3 separate regions of the Mus musculus genome follow, and regions 1 and 3 are each linked to region 2. Evidence: chromatin loops called from intact Hi-C (ENCODE). Cell type or tissue: left cerebral cortex. All regions are shown on one strand.

Region 1 (2,500 bases), 390 kb before region 2:
GTAGACCAGGCTGGCCTCGAATTCACAGAAATCCACCCGCCTCTGCCTCCCAAGTGCTGGGATTAAAGCACCACCATTGCCAGCTGCATCGTAAGTAATGACCAGGCTGTGCCTCAATAAAAATACACCAGGCTGACACACCCTAAGTGGAAAACCCTGTGGTCCACCAACCCTGAAGAGATCTAGCATGTGGTTGTGGCCCAATGTATCAGTTGCAGGATAGACTGGGAGCTGAGATCACTGCTATCTGCGCCCCCCACCCCCCACGTCATGAAAGAGCATCAAATTGCATGTCACTAGCCAGGGAGAAGAGCCACATTTAAAACCTGAAGTACCTGTTTCTCCTGAAAGCACCTGCTTTCGCCTCATCAGGAGGAGCCACCCTCAAGCAGACCCCTGTAAGTCGAGAACCATTAGCCTTAGGCTTCCCCTGTTATGGGGCCGGTTTAGTTACGGGTGTGTTACTAGGAATCCTTCCAGACAGGGAGCTGGTGGTTTGGGATGCTTGTCTGTATCCTATTCAGATGTGACATGGAGTCTGACAGGCCCAAACATGCAGCTCCTGATCCAGAGAGGTTGGGCCAGCAACCATACTGGGCCGGTCCTTCCAGCAGATCCCACACATGGTGTCTTCACCCATATGGGAGTGTTTGTAGATTTCAAAATTCTTACATTTGAGCAGATCAAGGGTCCAGCAGCCTGTGTTTAATATTTGGTTCCACCTGCAAAGTCCCCGACAGGCGTTGAGTGTGAAACGGAGCACCCTTAGCCCTCCCCAGCCCTGACATCTAGATGTCAGACAGCAGACACAGCAGGGTGAGTGGCATTCACGGAATAAGGCCTGCCAGGATTATAGACTGCTCCTTAGGCTTGCTTTGTCTACACAGTGGCAGGCTGCATGGTGCTCACCGCTCCTCTCCCTTGGGCACCAAGATGCCTCACCCACTCTGAAGAGTGCTGGAAACCACTGACCTGGTCTTGTGGGTTCTGGCAAGGGAAACCTTAAAACACCCTTCCTTGACCCTCCCCTGTGTCTTCTCTATAAAGGAATGCTAGCAGCAGGAGCCTGTGAGTCAGTGAGCTGTAGGCTTGTTATACCTCAATCTCCAAGCCCATCCCTAGACAGTCTGGTGCCTACAAGTGCCATTTCCTAGAGTCATTAAAGAGAAGGCCACTTTCTACTTGGCTTTCTGGTCTGGTCCGCTCTCGACACACAGAGCACACAGGAGAGAGCCTTGTCTGTGAGTCAACATGTGTCTCAAACCTCCCATTTTATCAGATGGCTCCCAGTTGGCAGACATTTATAGATGCAGCCAATCCCCCGAGGTGCCTTTATGCTCACACGTCACAGGACAAACTAGCACAGCCACACTTAACTTCCCTCAATATCTGGGGCTCAGAGTCCACGGCTCTCCCTGATTTCACACTGGGCTCTTTACTCCGTGGTGAGCAGCAGGTGGCGCTGTGTGGCTATAAATTGCTTTCCCCACCTCTATGGTCACCCCTCTCAGGCTAGGGGATTGATTGTAGGGGATTGGTTTGGGGATTCGTTTCTCAGAGATGTTCAAGTGTCTTGTGTCACCCTTATGTCCAAAACATACTTTCTCACATCAACTCTCCCCCCCTCTCCCCCGGTTTGCTTTGCTTTGGTTTGAGACAGCCAGGGCTACACAGAGAAACCCTGTCTTGGAAAAAAAAAAACAAAAAACAAAAAACAAAAACCAAAAGGGAGGGTATAGGTTTACAGATGGTTGTGAGTACCATGGAGGTGCTGGGAATTGAACCTGGGATCCACTGCAAGAGTAGCCAGTGCTGCTAACCTTTCTCTCTGGCCCCTCTTTTTTTTTTTTTTTTTGAGCTTGGATGACACAGATTTGGAACCCATGGGAACATGTTTCCGGGCAGACACCCTCAAAGAGGTGATGCTAAATCCTGACTTGACCTGACTCTTCCTCAGACAGCAGCACACTGTCATGAAAGTTCGGTCAATACCATTTCCACAGGCAGGGCAACACCTTCAGTTCTATCTACTCTAATAGAAACGATCAATAGCACTCCTTTGATACTGATGTGACAATTGGTTGCATTGATTTGGATCAAGTTGCTAAGTGATACTGCCACCAACTCTCCACAAGGCATTTCCCCAAGTTAGTTTAAACCATGGCTTATTTCCCCTCAAACGAGCTCAGAACATAAAAATTTAATTGTTTTTATGTATAGGAAACTATTCTGTTTTTTAAAAAATAATCTCTCATTAGTATATTCTTTTTTGTTTGTTTTTTTTTTTTCAAGAAGTATATTCTTTTTGAAAATAAAATTGTATTTGTGGAGGGGAAACTGGGGAGAGGGATAACATTTGAACTGTAAATAAATAAAATAACCAATTTTAAAAAATGAATAAAAAAGAAAATAAAAGTTTATTAACTCTTTAGATTTTTGTTGTTGTTTTTGTTTTTTGTTTTACGTAGTCCTGACTGTCCTAGAACTCTCTCTCTCTAGA
Region 2 (2,500 bases):
AAGCTGTGACCTCCCCAAGGTCGACTGACCCTGAAAGAGCAGCCTGTGGTGCAAATTACAGGCCCCAAAGTTTGCTTCTGCCCTTCAGCAGCCTCCTGTTGCTATCTTTTCTCCCTTGATGGTTATGAATCACAACGGCAAGGAAATAACTGGCTCTATGTTTTAATTGCTATTTAAAATTCATTTTCTTGGGGCTGGAGAGATGGCTCAGCAGTTAAAGAGCACTGACTGCTCTTCCAGAGGTCCTGACTTCAATTCCCAGCAATCACATGGTAGCTCACAACCATCTGCAATGGGATCTGATGCACTCTTCGGGTGTGTGTCTGAAGACAGCTATGATGTAGTTGTATAAATAATAATAATAAATAAATTTTTAAATTTTAAAATAAAATAAAATTTATTTTCTTGACTAATGTAAGCATCTGATTAAATACTAAATTCACCTTTCAAACTTTAACTTTATTAGATGGGTATACAACACAGTGTTCACAGGGGGAAAAAATAGCTGGACACAGCCTGCGTCTTTCCATACATGTCCCGTACTGATGTTTTATCCCGTTTATCTTTTTTTCACGTGTGTTCTGCCAGCGTGTATGTGTGCCAGTGTACCCCGTCTGAGGAGGCCAGAAGAGGGTGGCAGATCCCCTGGACTAGTGGGAGTTACAGAAGGGTGTGAGTTGTCTTCTCGGTGCTGGGAATCAAACCCTTATCGTCTGGAAGAGCAGTCAATGCTTTTAAACACTGAGCCATCTCTTCAGGGTAATGTAAATCTAAAAAGAAAAAGAAAAAAAGAGAGAAACGGTACAAAGGGGCTCTTTTAGAATGGTGAGGAATCTTTATTCCAGGTTTGTTTTCTTAAAGTCAACAGATCCAAGAATCTCCCGCAGTCTGAACTTGGGCGTTTGGACTGTGAGCTCTGGGGACTGAACCTTCTCACATGCCAAGCCTGTTAGTGCGTTATGTCCCATCCCTACACCTTCAACCCTAACTCGTTTTCTACAAGCCAAGAACTATCCTGGGAGATGTCGGGTGCCTTGGTGTGACAGCAGCTGAGGTGAGGAGACGCGTTGGCTGAAATTTTCTAGTTGGGCGGGATCTGGAGCCCTTTTAGGTGTCTCCAAGCAAAGAGCGCAGAGCACAGACCAATCCCCAGCTCTTCCCAGAGCACACGCGCCTCCTAGCGGCCTGAACCCAGAGCTGATGTCTCAAGGGCCCGGAGCTGGAGCATTATAGAGCCTCTCCATTATTCGCTCTAAAACAGCCTCAAGCTCCAGGTACAAGTCTCTCTAAACTGAGGCTGGTCTGCCACTTCGCGCCACATCCCACGTTTCCTCCAGCTGGCTTTACCGATGACACAGTGTCTCTGGGTCTGAAGCTCTCTACAGCGTCACTGGCCCGGAAGGGCCTTTTTTTCCTGCTCCCTTGGCCTGGGAGGCTCAGGCTACAGAAAGCGGGAGAGGGGGAGGGTCTGCTACAGCGAGCTTGGTTGCGTTTCAGAGCGCCCCCCCCCCATCATCTCTGCGCCAGAGAGCCCCGGGAAGGGTGGGTGGGGGGACTTGTAATCGCGTGCAGCGGGACAATGCCGACTTTTGAACCTCTAACCACTAAGCAAACAACCCTTGTGCTCTTGCTCCACTGTCCAAACAGAGTTTATTGACAGGCGTTTCACGGCAACGCATAGCAACCGCGCCGCCGGCGAGGAGCTGACGTGTGGGCGCGGCCACCGCGCAGGGCTGCGATCCTAGCTGGGGCGGGAAGCACCTGGGGGCAACGAGGATCACCTGGCCCTGAACCTGGGGAGCCCCCGCCCCGCAGACACCCACGCAGCTTCCCCCCTGAGTGACCAACACCCTTCCTTTCCTACAGAAGACACCTTTCCCAATCTAACAGCAAATTCGCCACCTGTTAGAGTGGAGAAACTGGGGAGGTGCTGCCGGGTGGTGGGGTGGTGGACTCCCTGCCCTGCCTGCCTGCCTCCTCCCTCCATGTGAATCCAGTACCTTAGGGCACGGCTTAGTCCTAAGTGGAAGTGGTAAAGTTTTCCTTTCTGGCCTAGCCAGAGGACCCAGACACTCAGGAGAGGCAGCAGATCAGGCAGATAAGTAGCCACCTCTTGGATCTTATTCTGATCTTGAATTCTTGTGTTTGGTGGAGGTGGGAGTGGGAAGATAATGTTATTCCGGGTAGTTAGAAAGGAGTGTAGGCAGAGGGGGCCCATGGAAATACCTAGGAATTCAGAGGACTATCTGTCATAAAAGCGTCGTCGGGAAAGAACAGGAAAAAAAAAATAGTAGTCAATGCTGCGCTCAATTTGATTGGCTAAGGGGCATACCTGAGCGCGCGGTGGCTGGGATGGTTGGGGGTCGCTAATGGAGGAAGTTGCCTTCTGTTTGCATTGAGAAGGGAGCTAAAGCCCTCTCACCCCACCCCCACGAATGATTCTGCAGCAGCTGGAAGCAGCTAGCCGTTGTGACGAGCTTTTTGCCCAAAGGCACCCCCA
Region 3 (2,500 bases), 360 kb before region 2:
TTTCGTTTGTGCATCACATGAGTGCAGTGCCTGTAGCGGCCAGAAGAGGGCATCAGATCCTCTGGAACTGGCAATACAGTGAGCTGGGAATGGAATCTGCACTCTAGGCAATAGCAGCAAAACCTCTTTACCGCTGAGTCATCTCTCCAGGCTCAATTGTCACACTTTTTGAGGTGTCCTTTATCACAAGCACACAGGAGGAGACTGTGTGCCCAGCTTACACAGAAGGCTGTTTGCTGATTTGAAGACTGAAGTCTATGGAAAAGGCACACGCTACTTTGCTAGTCACAGCTGAAGCAACCCCAAGGAGCTGTCCATTGTTCAAGCTGTTTATAACAGCCTGGAGCCGCAGCTCTTAGGACGGTGTGGAGCCGCAGCCGCCCGGGGCTCTGGCAGCTGCTGCTTTGCCATTCAGACTCTGCCAACCCGACCCCAGGCAGGCGGGCATGCTCGCCATGGTTCATGAAACTCAGCTTGTGTCGCTCCTGTTTGTAAAGCAATGAAAGGCTTGCATGAAATGATGGGCGCTCCTGGAGTAGCAACAGGAACCCGGAAAGCAGACAGATTGATATTTCAGAGCCCGTGGAATCCTGCTGATGAAATTACATTCATAAGAAGGGTGGGTGTGGTTCCCCCGCATTTGGCAACACCACAAAGCAATCAGACTAATTGGTTATTGTCTTCTAATGATATAAAAATCCAAAGCCCATTATTGAAGCAAAGAATACATCTATTTGGATGACGATTACACAGTTTGGCTGTTTGCTTTAATCAAATCATAAACTAATGATCAAATTTGGATTTGATTATGTGCCTATAAAGATAACCGGAGAGCCAACATAAGAAACTGTCAGTCAAAGTCTTTTCAGACAATAGCTAGCATTACAACATGCCAATGACATTTTTATCAGGTAGTTAAGTTAATTACTTGTGGTAAATGTGTTCGTGGGACAAGGATAGATTGCTGTCAACATTTGCTGACCACTTTAAAATGCTGCCCGACCATATGGGAGGAATTGAGGGTGTAATAGCATGCAATTTATTTACACCTGCTAATGTCATATAAAATCCAATAAAGACGTATGATTGGAACGCGCATGTGTTTTCCTCACCACTAGATGGCACTGTATAGTTGTCTTTCCTTCCTTGGGAAACAACATTGGCTCAGATCAAGACAACATCAAAACAGGTTGTGAGGAAGGAGTGATTGCCACCTCTTTTCCTTGCTGGGTAAAATCCACTCCATCCTTCTCTGTCCCCCACGTACCTCATGGCCCCTGGCTCTTCCCCATGCCAGATTAAACAGCGCCCCCATGCTGCCCCTTTGGCAAGGGCTGCATCCATTCGGTTCCCCTCTCTTTTTCCCAGAGCTTAATGTCATGCATACAATTCTACTTGGAGATTCATTTGTTTTAGGTTGAGCAACTGAGGGACAGACAAATGAGCAGATTGCCCAGACTCACGGTTGACAAGTAGTATAGACCGAGAACCCAATTCCAGGTCGTCTGACTCCCATGTTGATCACGTTTTGCCTCAAAGAAGGGGTACGTCTATGAGAAATAGGGAAAATGATTTGAAGTCCATTTAAAAGGCAGTTAGACCCTGGGGATGCCATATAGGCACATGTATACACATACGAAGGCTCCGCTGCCTGTTGCCTGTTCACAGGACTCCACTCCCTGAACAATATGAAGTGGCTGGACATGCAACAGTAACGTACGTGCCAGTAGGTAGACACGCTTGCAGACCCCTGAGAAAAGGTCATACGCCCTCAGGATAGTGCAGGTGCTATAGTTTTGGTTCGTAAGGAAGCCTGTGACTGTAGGGATAGAAGGATAAGGTGAATGAGAAAGGACCTGCCTTCTCCCTGCTTGCTAGGACCTACACAGGAGGTTTCTTGAACCCAAGGTCTGAAGAATTAGAACACAAAAACATTCAAGTGGAAAGTTCTGTTCCAGCTGCAGCTGAAAGAAGGCATCCTCGGGCTAGAGAGGTGGCTCAGTGGGTAAGAGCTCTGACTGCTCCCCGAAGGTCCTGAGTTCAAATCCCAGCAACCACGTGGTGGCTCACAACCACCCATAATGAGATCTGATGCCCTCTTCGGGTGCATCTGAAGTCAGCTACAGTGTACTTATTTAAATAAATCTTTGGGCAGGAGCGAGCAGGGATTGAGCGAGTGGGGTTGACCGGAGCAAGTAGAGGTCCTAAATTCAATACCCAACAACCACGTGAAGGCTCACAACCATCTGTACAGCTACAGTGTACTCATATACATAAAATAAATAAATAAATCTTTCTTTCTTTCTTTCCTTTTTTTAAGAAAAATAAAAAGAAGAAGGCATCTTCTCTCCTTTTAGATCCCTTTCCCTCTGTGGGAGCAGGTGAGCCCATAGACAAGCCTGCGGCTGTCTCTACATCTGCTCAAAGCCCAAAGCCCAGTTTTTTGGAAGACACACTGTAGCAAAAAGCCTAGCTGTCTGCTCTTCTCTCTGGGTAAGCG

What was found. Peaks named below come from ENCODE experiments on the same cell type or tissue, not always from the same donor. Only the 100,000 strongest peaks of a DNase experiment are listed, where the experiment ranks them.
Region 1: it touches region 2 in a loop (7-fold over the local background); 5 of 42 quality-filtered maps call a loop at or near these places.
Region 3: it touches region 2 in a loop (2.0-fold over the local background); 9 of 42 quality-filtered maps call a loop at or near these places.

Annotation. Positions count from the first base shown.
Region 1 is chr5:146,913,131-146,915,630 of GRCm38, forward strand. No RefSeq gene overlaps it. Among named protein-coding and RNA genes, the nearest start is that of Gm10858, 17 kb to the left of the region's middle. In left cerebral cortex, a CTCF peak has its summit at 1,451 (motif pointing right); a DNase peak (open chromatin) is centred at 1,433.
Region 2 is chr5:147,298,156-147,300,655 of GRCm38, forward strand. No RefSeq gene overlaps it. Among named protein-coding and RNA genes, the nearest start is that of Gm35112, 1.4 kb to the left of the region's middle. In left cerebral cortex, a CTCF peak has its summit at 1,188; a DNase peak (open chromatin) is centred at 1,119.
Region 3 is chr5:146,939,226-146,941,725 of GRCm38, forward strand. No RefSeq gene overlaps it. Among named protein-coding and RNA genes, the nearest start is that of Gtf3a, 8.2 kb to the right of the region's middle. In left cerebral cortex, CTCF peaks have their summits at 21 (motif pointing right), 1,109 (motif pointing right) and 1,308; a DNase peak (open chromatin) is centred at 1,096.